Regions from separate parts of the Mus musculus genome. Here region 1 is linked to region 2. The links are chromatin loops, found by intact Hi-C in ENCODE. Cell type or tissue: gastrocnemius. All regions are shown on one strand. Each heading gives the region's core, and the rest is flanking DNA. Links, peaks and the distances in the headings are about the cores only.

What was found. Peaks named below come from ENCODE experiments on the same cell type or tissue, not always from the same donor. Only the 100,000 strongest peaks of a DNase experiment are listed, where the experiment ranks them.
Region 1: it touches region 2 in a loop (18-fold over the local background); 1 of 42 quality-filtered maps calls a loop at or near these places.

Annotation. Positions count from the first base shown.
Region 1 is chr15:80,608,199-80,616,176 of GRCm38, reverse strand. All of the region lies in intron 1 of Grap2 (GRB2-related adaptor protein 2), which reads right to left. Among named protein-coding and RNA genes, the nearest start is that of Mir6957, 34 kb to the left of the region's middle. In gastrocnemius, for the core only: no CTCF peak of the experiment used is centred there; no DNase peak of the experiment used is centred there.
Region 2 is chr15:80,300,724-80,308,701 of GRCm38, reverse strand. The region is part of intron 2 of Cacna1i (calcium channel, voltage-dependent, alpha 1I subunit); the gene reads right to left. Among named protein-coding and RNA genes, the nearest start is that of Gm31319, 15 kb to the right of the region's middle. In gastrocnemius, for the core only: no CTCF peak of the experiment used is centred there; DNase peaks (open chromatin) are centred at 2,282 and 4,163.

The DNA of each region.
Region 1 (7,978 bases), core at 1,746-6,745, 310 kb before region 2:
TGCGGGAAGCCACCAACAGAGCTGTCTCTAATGACAGGAGACAAAGGGGCAGCTGGTTTGGCAGCAAGGTGGCTGAGCGGGCAGGCAGGGAGGATCATACTTTCTCCTCCTCATCTGGAGAAGCCTGAGGCTCTGTCCGTCATCACCGTGACGTGCCTGCGGGGTGGGTGGGGGTGGGGCAGGTCATTCCAGGCTTTACCACTACATTGCGCGAGGCCCTATTACCTACCAGGCCCCTCCTGGAGATTTCTGCCAACCCCGGGATCTGTCTCTTCTGCTTTCCTGATTTCCAAGTGGGAAGCTTCTCTGTGGGTTGGAAGGCACTTGGTGTTCAGGTTGTGGGAAGCATATAAGCAGGATGTTTTTCAGACACACAGACAAACGTACACGTGGTGGAGTGGGGGTGGGGGTGGGGAGCCCTTAAGCAGGTCCTGTCACCGTGATTATGGCGACTGCATTCCTCTAAGGGCTCCTGCATTATTTCTCTCTTTCTTTTAATTCCCTCTTTTTCCTTCGCAAGATTTTTTTTTTTTTTTTTTTTTTTTTTTGGTTTTGTAGGAAGGAGTGGGAAGAGAGGAAGTGGAAAGGAAGAGAGGTGTGAGGACGCTGTCCTCAGGCAGGCCCCCTCCCCTCTGCCTATACCTCAGTTTCATCCCCAGCTCTCATCACACGCCCTCTCTGTAATCCCCTCTGCCTGGCTTATATAATCAACTATTTTTTTTTTTTGTGCTTATAACATATTGTGTCATTCACCCCCAAACTTTATCGAAGAAAAATACCCTTTTGCTTTTTTTTCCCTTAACCCTAACACACATGTTCTATTAAACTCAGACAACTCCCACCCCCACCCCACCCCCTTTTTTTTTTTTTTAACCTGTCAAACTGTCAGGCGAGGCTGCCTCAGAAGAAGGGAAGCTCACAGAGGAGGGGTGGGGTGAGGTCGGGGAGGGGAGGGGCGGGGCAAACCTGCCTTTAAACCCCTGTTGCTTACTTGGGCAGCTGAGGACTCTTAGTTCTCTATGCCTCAGTTTCCCCTCTGAGAATTCAGATGACGTCCTCACTTGCCACCTCCCAGGGAAAGCGAGTGCAGAAAGCCCCGTTCAGCTCTGGCATTTGCCTTCATAGTGTCTTTTCCCCAAAGCGTTTTGGCATCGGAGTATTCTACCAACATTTCTTGTAGAGAAAAACAAATGTCAAAACTGCTTTTAAAAGTGTAAATCCACCAAGCATATGCTCCTTTTTTCTCGTTTGAAGCCTCCATCTCCCCTCACTTCCCCTGGGCAGGTGCTAACTTCTTTCTCCTGGCCATGAGCCTTGGCTGTGGTGTTAGCCAAAGATATAGCCGTGGCGTGGGATGGAGACCACTCACTAGGTAGGAGGAGAAGGTTGACTTGCCAAGGAGAAAGGAGGAAACTGATTTGGCTTCTACACTCTGCCCAAACACCCAGGGCGAGATCATGGTGTGGCTGGCTTAGAACAGGAAGCTGGGGGGCAGCTGGGGGAGGGAACATACCACCCAAGTTTCACCAACGCCTAGAGACAAGAACCCGCCAAGACCAAGCGGCCCTTGCGTGCTTGTGATCTAGGATGTGGCAAGGGTTTTACCAGTGGGCACTCATTGTAATTTTGGGGGTGGAGCAGAACTGGGAATCGAACCTACTGCTTCACAGGCACGCTAGGCAAGCTCTCTACCATTGGGCTACCTCTAGAGCTCAGCATTTATTGCTGTTATTGGTGACTGGACATGGGAGAAAGAAGCAAGATATGAGAGTGAGTGTCTGATGTTTCCTAAGGCTATGTGCTTGCTCTGCTTGGTTTCTTGGCCTCCATTGGTACTAGCAAAATCATGGGCCTTCCTCCCACCAGGTCAGGATAATTGCTAACTAGCTTAGGCCTACTGAACCTTCCTGGGTGGCTGGCTGTCAGCTAAGAAATTGACAGCAGCAATTCCCACATACCATGGAAATTCAAGCCCATTACTTCTTGGTCAAAGAGGCAATGACTGCAATAAACTGGCTGACCTCAGAGTGGGCAATCGTGGGCTCAAAGGCAATTTTAGAAATGGGAACCGTGTGTCACTTCACACAAACTGCAGCCCCCCCACTTCCTCCTCCCTCCGCCTTCTCCCCTCCCCCTCTCTCCCGCCCACCCCCTGCAACACATTCAAGGGTTTTCAAGTTCACGCTCTCTTTTAAACACTAGTCACTTACCATGGCTATATTTAGAATGTATGTTTTAAAAATTCTCCTGTTGTTTTATTAAAACAACACCATGCAAACCTCGAAACAACAGCATCAAAATGCCAAGATATCACCGGCCCTACTAGAGAGAGGTCCCTGACAGCCCCACTGGGCTGTCAAGCTGACTTCTGACCCAGCAATCCTGTGCTTTAGGGCAACAACAGAAATGATGGGAGAAAGGCTGATGCATCTCTGGCTGATTGCCCCGTTATCCTTCCGGTTTCCTAGAGCCATAGCAATTGTCTACGGACACACCGTGCTGCGGGCAAGTCCGAGTGGAAATGAAGCATTACAAATACCTCCCTGACTCCACAAGCGTTTTGTGAACCCCGTCAGAAGGGTGCGGGGAGCGGCTGAGGGAGATGAAAGTAAAGGGCAAGAAAGGGACAGTCAGACAGATTTCTACAGAAGCCAGTCTTTTTCCTCCTTCCCATTTCCTATTCAGGGCACGTCACGGTTCTCCTTCAAATAAATCACTAGGACGTTATGGGACCTTCATGCTCCTCCTCCTCTTCCCTTCGGCCCAGTTCAGATTTGTTTTTATTGATCTGGGCTCTGAAAGTTGGTCGTATTTATCATGTGTTTGAAAACCCTCCATCTTTTGCTCTGTGGTCACTGGGGCTGTAACATTGCTCATACCCATAACACACTCCCTGTCGGTCTCCTCTTTTTCCCCTCCCTATCCGTGCCTGAGGTTCTCGTCACTCTTGTTTGATCAACACACACACGTGTAGCCCAGAAGACTCTGTGATCACAGCCACCTTAATCTTTTTGTCATTTTTCCTTGTGTCATCAAATCCCCGTTTATCATTGGAACGCTGGCCATTTTTCAGCTCACTGGTTTCCAAGCCTGCAGAAGCGAACATTAACTCAGACAGTCACTTACCTGCCTTCAGTCCATAAGTCTATTCCTGAAACCCTAGAGGTGCTGACAGCTTCATAGAGCAAGTCACCCCGTAAAAGCACTAAAAGTTGCCAATCAAAGGGATGGTATTAACTGGGCTTGGTGGTGGTACATGCTTATAATCCTCAACACTTTGGAGGCTGAGGCAGGAGAATCACAAATTTGATATTGCCTTGGAATTCATAGTGAGTCTCTGTCTCAAAAAAAAAATCAGAAAACAAGACAAGCAAAAACCCAGTTAAAGGGATATTATTTTGAATTTTGCTGGTCAAGTAAATAATTAGAATTTTCTCATTTTAGGAAAATGTAGGCCTTCCTTGAATGAGTTTGGTTATCTATCCATCTATCTATCTATCTATCTATCTATCTATCTATCTATCTATCTATCATCTATCTATCTATCATCTATCTATCTATCTATTATCTACCTATCTACCATCTATCTATCTATCTATCTATCTATCTATCTATCTATCTATCTATCTCCATACAGGGTCTCATACTGGATACAAAGTCAATGCTGGCCTCAAACTCCCGATTTTCTGCCTTTATTTCCCCAGTGTCACGATTACAGGTAAGCACCACAGCCAGCTGGTCTCTCTTTCGTTTGTCTTGGCACTTTTGATCAAGAAAGGCCCCCAACTTTGGGCTCACCAAGTTGGCAGCAGTTCACAAAGCAATTTGGGTTTCTCCTCAGCGGGCATGTAGGTGCAAGGGAAGCAGCTTGGTTGTAAAATGCAAGCAAACTGCTTGGCATGTCTGTTACATTGAACAAAAATGTCTCTCCTCATCCCAGACATTGCTCAAAGAAGAAAAAGGGGAGGAGGAGGGGGGGAGGAGGAGGAGGAGGAGGAGGAGGAGGAGGAGGAGGAGGAGAAGAAGAAGAAGAAGAAGAAGAAGAAGAAGAAGAAGAAGAAGAAGAAGAAGAAGGAAGAAGAAGAAGAAGAAGAAGAAGAAGAAGAAGGAAGAAGAAGAAGAAGAAGAAGAAGAAGAAGAACAACAACAACAACAACAACAACAACAACAACAACAACAACCCAGACCACCATAAATCCCAGATTTTCTTTCCTAAATATGACTGTTCCAGAGTCTTTCATCACCTGTCCTTGATCTCCTGGTCAAGGTCCAAAGGCCTCACCTCAGTCCTCCTCTAGCTCTAGAATATGTCACTGAACTTGAGCTTAGTATTCAGGATGTGGCCTGAGCAGGGTTGGGCGAAATAGGATGATCCAATTACTTTCTCTGCTGCTCGCATTTGGTAATTGTGTTATACATTGCTGCTGGCTGTTCAGGAGCTAAAATACTCTAAGGGTGCAGGTGTGTTAGACAGGAAGATGGTGACGCTAGGCCCCTTCTAATGTGGGAGTTCTGAACCACAGCACAGGGCTTCACGTGGCCCTGAATATTTTATTCTGTTTGCCTCTGTTCCTTTGGCCAGCTGCCAGTCTGGTTGGCCTGCAGGCGTTTTGATTTTTCTTCCTTCTCTTCTTCCTTTTCTTCCCTTACACCTCATTTTATGAGATAGCCTTTCCCTGGGCCAGAGCACACCTGTTAGGTACGCTGTATGATCAGCGAGCCCAAGGTTCTGCCTATCTCTAATTCCTCTGTATTGTGATCACAGGCACACACAACCACACTTGACTTTTAAATGCAGGTCCTGAGGCTTGAACTCATGTCCTTGTGCCATCTTCCAAAGCCCGACTCTTTCTTCTTAAGTGAACCAAGGGACATTGAGTCTTTATTCTATGATAAATAGACATGATCTATAATGAATGGATATGGCCTTTGGAGCTGGCCACAGTGGGATTCATGTCCTGGCTCTTTCCTTAACCAGTTGTGTGACCTCAGTCAACTAGCTATCTATGAGCCCCACCCCTTTACCTAAAGCCTCCTACTGTTGATCCATTAGTCAAGATTATTTCACTATCAAGTATAAACACAATAGAATAAGCTTTCTCTCTTTTCCTCTCTCCCTCTCTTTCTTCTCTTTTTAACAGGATCTCAGGTAGCCCAGGATGGCCTCAAACTCATGAGTAGCCAAGGAAAACCTTGAACTTCTGACCCTTCTGTCTCTATCACTTGAGTGTTAGCATTAGAGGCATATGCTACCACACTTGGTTTAATTTTTTTAAATAACCTACTGACTGCAATATCCCTTCTCTCTACCCCTCCCAGTCCCCCAACCTCCCCTTCCTTCCAGATCCCTTCTCCCTGTTTCCCTTCAGAAAAGAGAAGGCCTCCCAGGAATATCAATAGAGCACGGCATAACATGTTATATAAGACTACACACAAACCCTCAAATTAAGGCTGGACAAGGCAACCCAGTGAGAAAAAGAGTCCCAGGAGCAGGCAAAAGAGTCAGAGCTAACCCCCACTCCCATTGCTAGGAGTCCCACAGGAACACCAAACTACACAACCACAGCATATATACAGGAGACCTAGCTCAGACTCTGTGGTTGTTGCTTCAGTCTCTGTGAGCCCCTATGAGCTCTGCTTAGATGATTCTGTGGGCTGTGTTCTTGTGGACCACACCCAATTGTATGTGGTGCTGAGGCTGAACCCCAGGGGATATGCTAGATAAGCCCTCTAACTAACTCCTCGTCCTTCACTGCCTCCTAAATGAAGCATTTACGACCTTGTTATTATTTTTTTCCTCTAGAATCTGTAACAAATACAAAATCCAATACCAAAGTCCAAGCAGACCATGCCTATGACCCTTTCTGTATACGCCATTGGCACTCACGTCCATAGTGCCAGCTCTTTTACGCCACACTTTGGGAGAGTGGCCGGTACTCATGGGCTTTCTTGTCTGTTTTCTCTCCTCCTGCTTTGTCTCCCTGTCCTCGTGCCCCTTTGCAAATCACTCAGTTTACTTTTCTTGTATCTGAGAGGGCTGCTGTGGCCTTCCATCTTCCCACATCTCACACTTCCGGCCAGAGGGACCGGAGACCTTTGTGGGCTGACACTTTCTGATGCGTGCTTTCTGAGGATTGTTTTCCCATTCAGAATCAGTCCCTGTCACATCATCACATGACTTCTCTTAGCCACCCAAGCCTCTCTCATCATCTTGTCAGGCCTTCAGCAGTCTCCTGCTTTCCCCCGCCCCTGCCCTCAACCTGTTTCTCAAAATTGACTTCAGAATTCCAACTACCTGAAGCAAACATGTCTTGGCAAAGTGGCTTCTTGTTCTCCAGACACCCCAGGTACCCAGTAGCCTCTGTGTCAACACCCTTCTGCTGTTTGGCTCATACCACAATGTATAGATGTGCAGGTTGCTCACTGTACAAGGGTCCCAGCCTCAGACTATGTCAGCTAAAGTCCAATCATTCCTCTTCTAATTAAGCTGTAAATCCTGGCATGGATGTGTCTGTCTAAAGTTAAGAGTTCATTTTCTTTTTTTCTTTTTCTTTTTTTCTTTTCCTCTCTTTCTTTCTTTCTCTCTTTCTTTCTTTCTTTCTTTCTTTCTTTCTTTCTTTCTTTCTTTCTTTCTTTCTTTCTTTTTTGGTTTTTTCGAGACAGGGTTTCTCTGTGTAATCCTGGCTGTCCTGGAACTCACTCTGTAGACCAGGCTGGCCTCGAACTCAGAAATTCACCTGCCTCTGCCTTGAGTGCTGGGATTAAAGGCGTGGGCCACCATGCCTGGCAAGAGTTAATTTTCTATTCAAGTGGTGGTAGCACAAGCCTTTAATCCCAGCACTCAAGGCAGAGGCAGGTGAATTTCTGAGTTCGAGGCCAGCCTGGTCTACAGAGTGAGTTCCAGGACAGCCAGGGCTACACAGAGAAACCCTGTATCGAAAAACCAAAAAAAAAAAAAAAAAAAAAAAAAAATTCCTAGTCTAAGATCAACCCAACTGTCTTACTGGGGCCTGCTCTGTCACGCTGAATAACCTCACTCTCTCTGATTCTTCTTTGAGACTTGGTGTGTCTATTCCTTGCCTGAGACTGCATAAACCTGGCCTCTTCCACAAACTCTCTGGGCAATGTGACCCTAAGAAAGTTATCCAAGCACACTAAGCCTCGGCTCCTTCTGTCCTGTGTAGCCCGAGCTGACTTCACATTCACAGTCCTCCTCCTGACTTTGCTTCTCAACACGTGGGTTACAAGTTTGTGCCACGGAGCCTAGAAGTTTGTCTGAAAGATGTGGATAAAGCCAGAATGGTGGCTCACATCTGTCATACCCAGCATTTGAGAATCCTTGGTAGGATTGCCGTGAGTTCCACCCAGAATGGGCTACAGTGTAAGGATGGGAAAGAAGCAGACGCCTTTAGTCCCAGCACTCGGGAGGCTGAGGCAGGAGGATCTCTGTGAGTTTAAGCTAGCCTAGGTGACAGAGAGAGTTCCAGGATATTGAGAACTAGACTACAAAGAGAAACCCATCTCGAAAAACATACACACACACATATATACATGATTGATAGATAGATAGATAGATAGATAGATAGATAGATAGATAGATAGATGTATACATACATAGGAAAGAAAATGACAGGACTAATAATGCCATCTTCATAGTGTTTTGGTTTGATGAAGTGAAATGTTTATCTTTACCATTCCTCGAGGTAACTGGCACAGAGCAAGGAGCATTGGGTGTTGGGACCTTTAACGCATTAACATATTTATTTTTCTCAGCAGCTAATGAGGTAAGAGTGTGGAAATGCAGCTTCTTCAGCCAGGTTGCCAGGTAAAACACAAAGTGTTCAATTAAACTTCCATTTCAGATAAGTAAGTGGTTAGTATGCACATGTTGCGAATGTTTACCCACTCCACAGTCATCTCTTAAGTGGCAGCAGGGAGTCCTGCTGAGCATGGGGGGGGCCCTTTGCTCCTCCTCTCT
Region 2 (7,978 bases), core at 1,575-6,574:
TGGGTGAGTAGAAGGATGGGTGGGTGGGTGGGTAGATAAATGGGTAGATATGTGAGTGGGGAAATGAATCATGACAGATGTGTAGGCAGATGGATGATAGGTGGGTGGGTGGGTGGGTGGATGGGTGGATGGGTGGATGGATGGATGGATGGATGGATGAATGGATGGATGGATGGGTAGATGGGTAGATGGGTGGGTGGATGGGTGGGTGGATGGGTGGATGGATGGATGGATGGATGGATGGATGGGTAGATGGATAGATGGGTGGGTGGATGGGTGAGTAGATGGATAGATGGGATGGGTGGATGGGTGGGTAGATGGGTGGGTGGGTGGCTGGATGGATGGACAGATGGATGGATGGATGGACAGATGGACAAATGGATGGACAGATGGACAAATGGATGAATAGATGAGTAGTTGGGTGAGTGATTGAATGGACAGATGATGAATTACTAGGTAGGTGTGTGGACAGAGGACAGATAGGTGGATTCCTGGAAGTGCTGGACATGTGACATTGAAGGCAATGGCAGTTCCACCAGGGAATGAGGCCTGGGTGGTATATGAAACCCTTTGCTTGGGACTCAGCTTAGTCCTCCCACCTATATGAGATCTATCACCAGGCTCTGCCAGACCCAGTTCACACTGTTCCTGTCCTTCCCCCCACCAAGACCTGGGCTTCCTACCCTCACCCCAGTGATCTGGGGGCAGGCAGTTCTCCAAATGGGCTGCTGTATGCATGGGAGGAGGTGTGCCTCCAGACATTGTCAAATGTCCCCTGTGGGCAAAATTAGCCTGAGAACAATCTCCAGCTCCCAATTGTATGGGTCCGGAAACTGGTGCCCAGAGAAAGAGTTATTTGCCCTCAGGGTCACCATACTTGTACCCTCCAGAAAGCAGACATGACCTGTAGGACAGACAATCAGGTCTCATCACCACCAGTGATCCGGGTAGGTCTAGGAACCTCTCCCACTGCAGCTTCACCCCTACACAGACACCAAGCCCAGAGAGGTTAAGGTGTCCGCCTAGTACCACACAGCTCCTAGCCATCACAATGGCGCTGCAAAAGACAGGCTGCCCCCTCAGCAACTTGAAGGGGGATTAGCAGAAGGCATTCTGACTGATTAAAAAGACTATTGATTCCTCCCTGAGGGAAAACAAATGAAGCCATTTGTCTCCCGACAGAACCCTGATGGTCTGAGGATAGACGGCAGGTCAGAGTCAGCTTAGAGGCTCCCAGACAGAACCTAAGCGCAAACTAGAATCCAATCACCTTCAAGTCCCTAGCCAGTCCACAGCATGTTCATGTGTGCCGCCCCTTGTCACCTCCTGTCACCCTCACCTCCAGGCTGGGTGGTCCTACATAGCAACAGCATCCCGGCCTCCTCCTGTTCCACACAGTGAGACTCTGCTGGGCTCCTAAGTCAGGAGGAGCTGACCTCATGACCCCATCCCTTTGCCCCAGGATTCCTCTTCCCAGATCTCCCTCTACTCTGCTTCAAACGGGCTGGGACTCGGTTGTCTCTTACATTTGACCAGCAGCTCTATAGATACCCTGAGTGCCTGGACTTGCCTGGTGGCCATGGGGCAGCTCCATTCCGAGCCAGCAAGTTCCAATCTCATGGGATGAACAACCGATGCGGTCAAGCAATGTCACTGCAGGAACCTCCTGGCTGGCTGCAGGCTCCGTTTCTCCCTCAGAAGCCCTCCACACACATGCCAGGGCACATGCACATGTGCGCGTGCACACACATATCAAATACATTAACTAATAATTAAAAGAAAGACAAGGAAAAGTGGGCATGCCCGTGGTCCATCCCTGCTGGTCACCTGTCACCCCCCAACCCCACCTTCCAGTGTGACAAGCACAGGCCCTGCCCTGGTATGTCAGACCTTGCTCTCCAGCCCCTGTCCCACAAATTCCCACTATTCCTCTATCAGGAACACACTACTTCAACAGTTCGGAAAACTCCTACTCATGTAGCAAGACCCAGTGGGAAAAACCCCTTCCTGCAGTTAAGCTTCACCAGTACCCCAGGACTCCATCACAGGCAGCCTCCACACCAGCAGTTCTCAAATCACAGATCTCTCTCCAAAACAGACCCTGAGGCTGCCCAGTGGGGCCAGGATCTCCCTAGCCTAGTCAGGCTCCTCTAACAGGCTCTCGGAACCCTGATGACCACCAGTTGGCGTGCAGCCTCTGCTCCAACCTCCAGTCGCATCTTGGGGGATGGTACTTGACTCTGACTTTTATCTCTGAGAAAAACAACTTTCTCCACACCAGATGGAGGAAACGGACAATTTCCCGGGCATGTGTTGCTCTTCCCAGCAGTACCCGCCACCGTCTGGACTGTCCCATTAGGCCAGGACTGGAGGAGGAGGGGACAGCTCCCTTTAGGGAGCCCCTCCTACTCAGAAGGAGCTGAGCCAGGAAGTCTGGACAGAGGGTCCATGGTGCTGAGCTCTAACTAAGCAGCCTGCTTGTACTATATAATACGTTATAATATATAGTATATAATAATTATATGTAAGAGGTGCCACCTCTTCACATTCAACAGGTAGCCTTGAACGAAATCACACTCTCTCCTAGGTCTCCATCCCACCCTGTGCCCCAGCCACACACACACACACACACACACACAAACACACTATGCTCTCTCTTACCCTGGAGCAGCAGACTTCCCACCTGTCTCCCCTGGGTTCCTGAGCCCATCATCATAGACCAGTACTCAGCTAGCCAGCTGCTGCAGGCCCTGTGAGCTCTCCCAGCCTCTCCAGGATGTGTACAGCAAAACTCAGCACTCAGCAGTTTGCTGGCCCTGGAACTCTCATTCCATCCCAGTGTTCCCCACCATGGCCCCATTACACAGGCACACAAGCAGAGGCTCGGCAAGAGAAGGGAGGGTCTCACCCAAGACCACTCAGGCATCGAGCCAAGCTCAGGTCTCCCTTCAGTCAGACACCAAGATTCAGACACCGTGGCATCACCTCAGAGTCACCTGTGCCCAACACCAGCACCAAAGGCTGCAGCATCCCCACCATCCCCCCACCCTCTAGACCCCGAAACACACTCTAGGATCTGTTGCTTGTCACCAAGGTCCCCAAGCACCTTCTTCTGGTAGGTCTCATGGTTCTCGCTACTAGAGCCACAACATGACCCGAGACACTGTGTGACCCAAGACACCTGGCACTCAGTGGCTGACCTTGGCCCCATCATTCCCATACTCAATGGATAGATACTCTGAGTCTCTCTCTCATAAGCAGCATAAGCCTCCAGGGCTGTGCTGTGACCACAGCAAAACCTGCCCCATTCCTACCCAGAGATGGGCCATCTCAACCAGGGCAAAAACCAGAGCCGGCCACTGGCCACTTCATCAGCCCCAGCAGGAAGAGATCGAATGGTCTCAGAGGGAGGGGACTTATCCGAGGTCACCTAGCAATGGTGTTGTCTGCCTGAGCCCAAGTAAAGATGAGGCCTTCTCTGCCTCTCCTTCCTCACTGTGCTTGCTCTCCTCTGTACTAGCTGTCACTGGCCCAGGAGCACACAGGAAGGGGAGGGGCCTCCAGCCTCAATGGGATACCCAGCTAGCCACAGCCAGAAAGTTTCTGAGGATATACACCAAGAACCTGGGGAACGTTGATCTACCCTACTGCCTGGAACTGCCAAGCAAACTCTGGCCCCCAAGGCAGGATGTGGAGAACTGGGTTCAGGCAGTTCTTTATCTGGGAGTTCTGGATAAAGCTGGGGGGTGGGCGCAGAAGGAGAGGGTAACAGAAGTGGCAGGTTCGTGCCAGCTTTGCTCCCTATTGGCTATGTAACCTGACTGGATAAAAGTAACTCAACGTCTCGGAGCCTCATTGTCCTCATCTGTAAAATGGGGTTATGAAGACACCTGTCTCCAAGGATGACTAGAATGGCTGAAGGTAATGCTGCAGATAGAACCCTGCAGCCAGCCAATGGCATATGGATATACACTGGAGGCCTGGCAGGAACCAACTCTAATCCTGTCATGGCCCTATCGCAGAGATGAAAATGTGGGTTTCCAGAACAGGCAATGAAGGTAAGCAGATGTAATCACTTATCCCTAAGAGGGGCTTTGAAAGTCCAGTAGGGGTAAAACAGGGGCACCCCTATTTGTCATGGCTTGGGGAGGGGGGCAGGTGGCCGATGCCGTGGTCAATTAGTGTCTGCCCTGCCATTGGCTGGGCCATGAGCAGCCAGACTCACGCTGATTCGTGTGAATCACAGAGACTGAATCAGATTTTCCCTGGGAACAATGTCCTCTGAAGGTGTGATGTTCCATCTAAAGGACCTGTCGCCTGGCATCTTATTGAATCTCCTGCAGGCAAAGTGTTCACAGAGCCGTGCGTGCACGCATGAGAGCCCGTTCACCCCGAGACTCTCAACATCAGCCCTTCCCATTTGTGGCACGCCACTGCTACATCCCCCTCCCCTCTGACTCTGGCCTTCAGTAGTGAAGGGGACACTACCCACAGGGGAACCGAAGGGGTTATGACACTGGCCACGGTTGCCCGGCAATGAGCAGGAGAACCAGTCCCAGACTGTGTGACTCAGGTAGCCAGCGACTTCCACAAGCCAAACCTCTCTCCCCGTGAGCCAAATGGCCCAGTCTTTCTCCTGGCATCACAAACCCAGAGGCCTCCCAGTTGCTAGCAAGTGGTCCAGGCCCGGTCCAGGCAGGGAGTGGGCTGACGCTCGGGTGAGCGGGATCCCCGCCTACGAGGGTCCCCACCACCTGGTGGCTCACTGTGAGTCAGACAGTGAGTGACTCAGGCCTTGCTTGCTCTAAGCTGCGTAAGAAGCTGAATCAGGAGCGCCCAGGTCCAGAGAACCCTGGGCCAGGGCTCCAGGAGCCAGGGATGTGTGCTCGGGATGGACTGTCGGGGGCTGGCCCCCTTGCCCTGCCCTGCCTGGGACTGGTTATGAGGGAGTAGTTCCCACCTGCCTGACCTGACACTGCAGGCCTTCACCCTCATGTTCGATTTTTAGTGGGGAGGTGAGCCACCATCTGCAAAGATGACACATGCAAAGGGTTATATTTTGTAGTCACGGTAACCAAGGGACAGACCAGCATTTCCTGCCCAAGGTCAGGAATAACCAACATCCCAAATAAGCAACACTGTCCAGACCCTCAGAGCCTGAAATCCAAGCAGGGCTGTTAAGGGGGAGGGTTAGATTAGCACTGATGAGGGCTAGGTTAAACATCCCCTGCCAAGTGCCCTCCCACCAAGGAGAACTAAGTTCAGTACTACATACCCAATAAGGAGCACCACTTTAAACACTACCCTAATTTCCTCCCGCTGAAGAGGACTAGGTTAGACACCGCCTGACACTGTCTAACCCCACCGACTGTGGGAGGGAGATGTTTCCAACTAGGAAAGCATATCAGATCCTCGACAGCCAATAAAAACCAACTCTCCAAGAGAGGCTGTCTCTAAGCACTTGACACCTACTCTGAGGTCCCCCAAGTCCCGCAGGCAGAGTCCCCCGTTGATAACAGCAATCTCCTGGCTCCCACCCACCCAGTCTACTAGGAAACTTCAGCCTCAGCTCTGTGATCACAGCCCAAAGTCCCAGGTCCCTGGACCACAGACAGGCAACATCCCAGCTGCCAAGTTCACACATCTGGAACATAAATCTTTCAAAATATGGATTCTTGAAGTGTCCAGCTATCCTGTCGCCTAGCCTTAAATCCTACCTGTAAACTCTTAGACCCAGTTGAAGCTTCTAGACTAATTGTCTCTGAGCATGGGAATCCCTGACCTCACTCTGCTTTGACACCACCCAGTTGTGACCCCAGCTGTGATCTGAAGTGTCCCCACCCCAGCACAGAACAGCAGATGCTACCACTGACAGCAGCAGACGGTAAGGGTTGAGGAGACTCTCCCAAGGAAGAGGAGGAAAGAGGAAAGGAGGGAGGGCGGGAAGAAGGAAGGGGAGGATGGATTGTGGAGGAAAGAGGATGGAGAAGTGGAAGGAAGTTGGAGGAGAGAAGATGTAGAAAGCAGATGCTAGAGGAGGTGGGAGATGGGGGTGGAAGGATGGAAGATGGAGGAGGAGGAAGGAAAGAGGGGAACAGAAGGTGGAAGAAGGTTGAAGTAAGGAAGGGAAGGGGGTTGAAGAGGAAGCAAGGTGGAGAGGAGGATGGAGAAAGGGTGAAGATGGAGGATGGAGGGAAGAGAAGAGGGCTGACTTATACAACTCAGGACCACCTGCCAAGGATGACATCACCCCCTATGGGCTGGGCTCACTGACATCAACCATTAATCAAGAAAATGCCAGCCGGGCGTGGTGGCGCATGCCTTTAATCCCAGCACGCGGGAGGCAGAGGCAGGCGGATTTCTAAGTTCGAGGCCAACCTGGTCTACAGAGTGAGTTCCAGGATAACCAGGGCTACACAGAGAAACCCTGTCTCGAAAAACCAAAAAGAAAAAGAAAAGAAAAAAAGAAAATGCCAGCCAGGCGTAGTGCCTCACACCTCTAATCCCAGCACTCAGTTAGTAGAAGCAGGTGGCTCTCTGAGTTCAAGGCCAGCCTGCTCTATAGAGTAAGTTTCAGGATAGGCAGAGCTACACATAGAAACCCTGTCTCAAAACAAAAGAAAAAAGGAAGGAAGGAAAGAAGGATAAAGGAGAGGAGAAGAAGAAGAAAAGAAAAAGCCCCCACAGGCTTGTGTACAGGCAATCTGGATGGAGGTTTTTTTCTCAGTTGAGTCCCCTCCTTCCCAAATGCTAGCTTGTGTGAAGTTGACAAAAAAATCTAGCCAGGAAGAGCTGGAAGTGGCTGTGAGCTGCCGTGGGTCCTCTGAAGAGAATACACACTGTTAAGTGCTGAGCCATCTTTCCAGTCACCTTCACTCAGATCTACCACAGGCCCCTTCCCTCCTCCTGAGCCAGCCCCGTTGTGTCCTACTCAAACTGGACTCAGTGAGCAGAGGAGACAGGGAGGGTGAAGTCACTGGGCAGAGTGGCTGGAGGGCCTATTTACCCAACAGGTCAGCAATGTTACCTGCCCAGTCTAGTTAGGTGACAGCCTGAGTTCCAGTAGGCACTGTCCCACCGGCTGAGCATGGTTGGCCTGGCTCCCAACACTGGAAGCCAAAGCTGGAAGGTGGACTTCCCACCAGTCCCTCCTCTCCAGAGGCCCTAGGGGTCAGAGAAAAGGGCTGACACAAAGGACGCTCACGGGCCACCTCCTACATGGCACTTGAGACAGCATTGCCATGTCAGCCTAGTCAACCCTACCGGAATTAGCCTATCAGAATCAGACTCTGAGCCAAGGTGTTCCAAGGGCCAGAGCCATGGTGACCAGCCTACCAATAGAAGCCCAGAGAGGCCCAGTGACTTACTCAATGTCATACAGCATCCTGTCACCTGCCAAGATAGCCGTCTGGCCTTGTCCTGCTGTCTCCCTGGTCCTCTAGCCTTCTCTTCCTGGACAACCTCAAATACCAACCAGGCATCGTGGTATACATTTTTGATCCCAGTACTGGGACCAGACTGATCTATATAGTGAGTTCAAGGACAGCCAGGGCTACATAGAGACCTTGTCTTTAAAAGAAAGAAAGGAGAGGCTAGAGAGATGGCTTAGCAGTTAAGGGTACTGACTGCTCTTCTAGAGGTCCTGAGTTCAGATCCCAACAACCACGTGGTGGCTCACAACCATCTGTAATGGGATCCGGTATCCTCTTCTGGTGTGTGTGAAGACAGCTACAGTGTACTCATATACATAAATAAATAAATAAATAAATATTTTTCTTCAAAAAAAGGAAGGGAAGGAGGGAGGGAGGAAGGGAAGGAGGGAGGGAGGGAGGGAGGGAGGGAGGGAGGGAGGGAGGGAGGGAGGGAGGGAGGGAAGAACCTCCTGCAGTCACCTCTTCTTTAGCCTGGACCCCATATGCTCACATGCTGCATCCCCTTAAGTTTCCTTCAATGCTTTGTTAAAATTGTTCACGTGGAG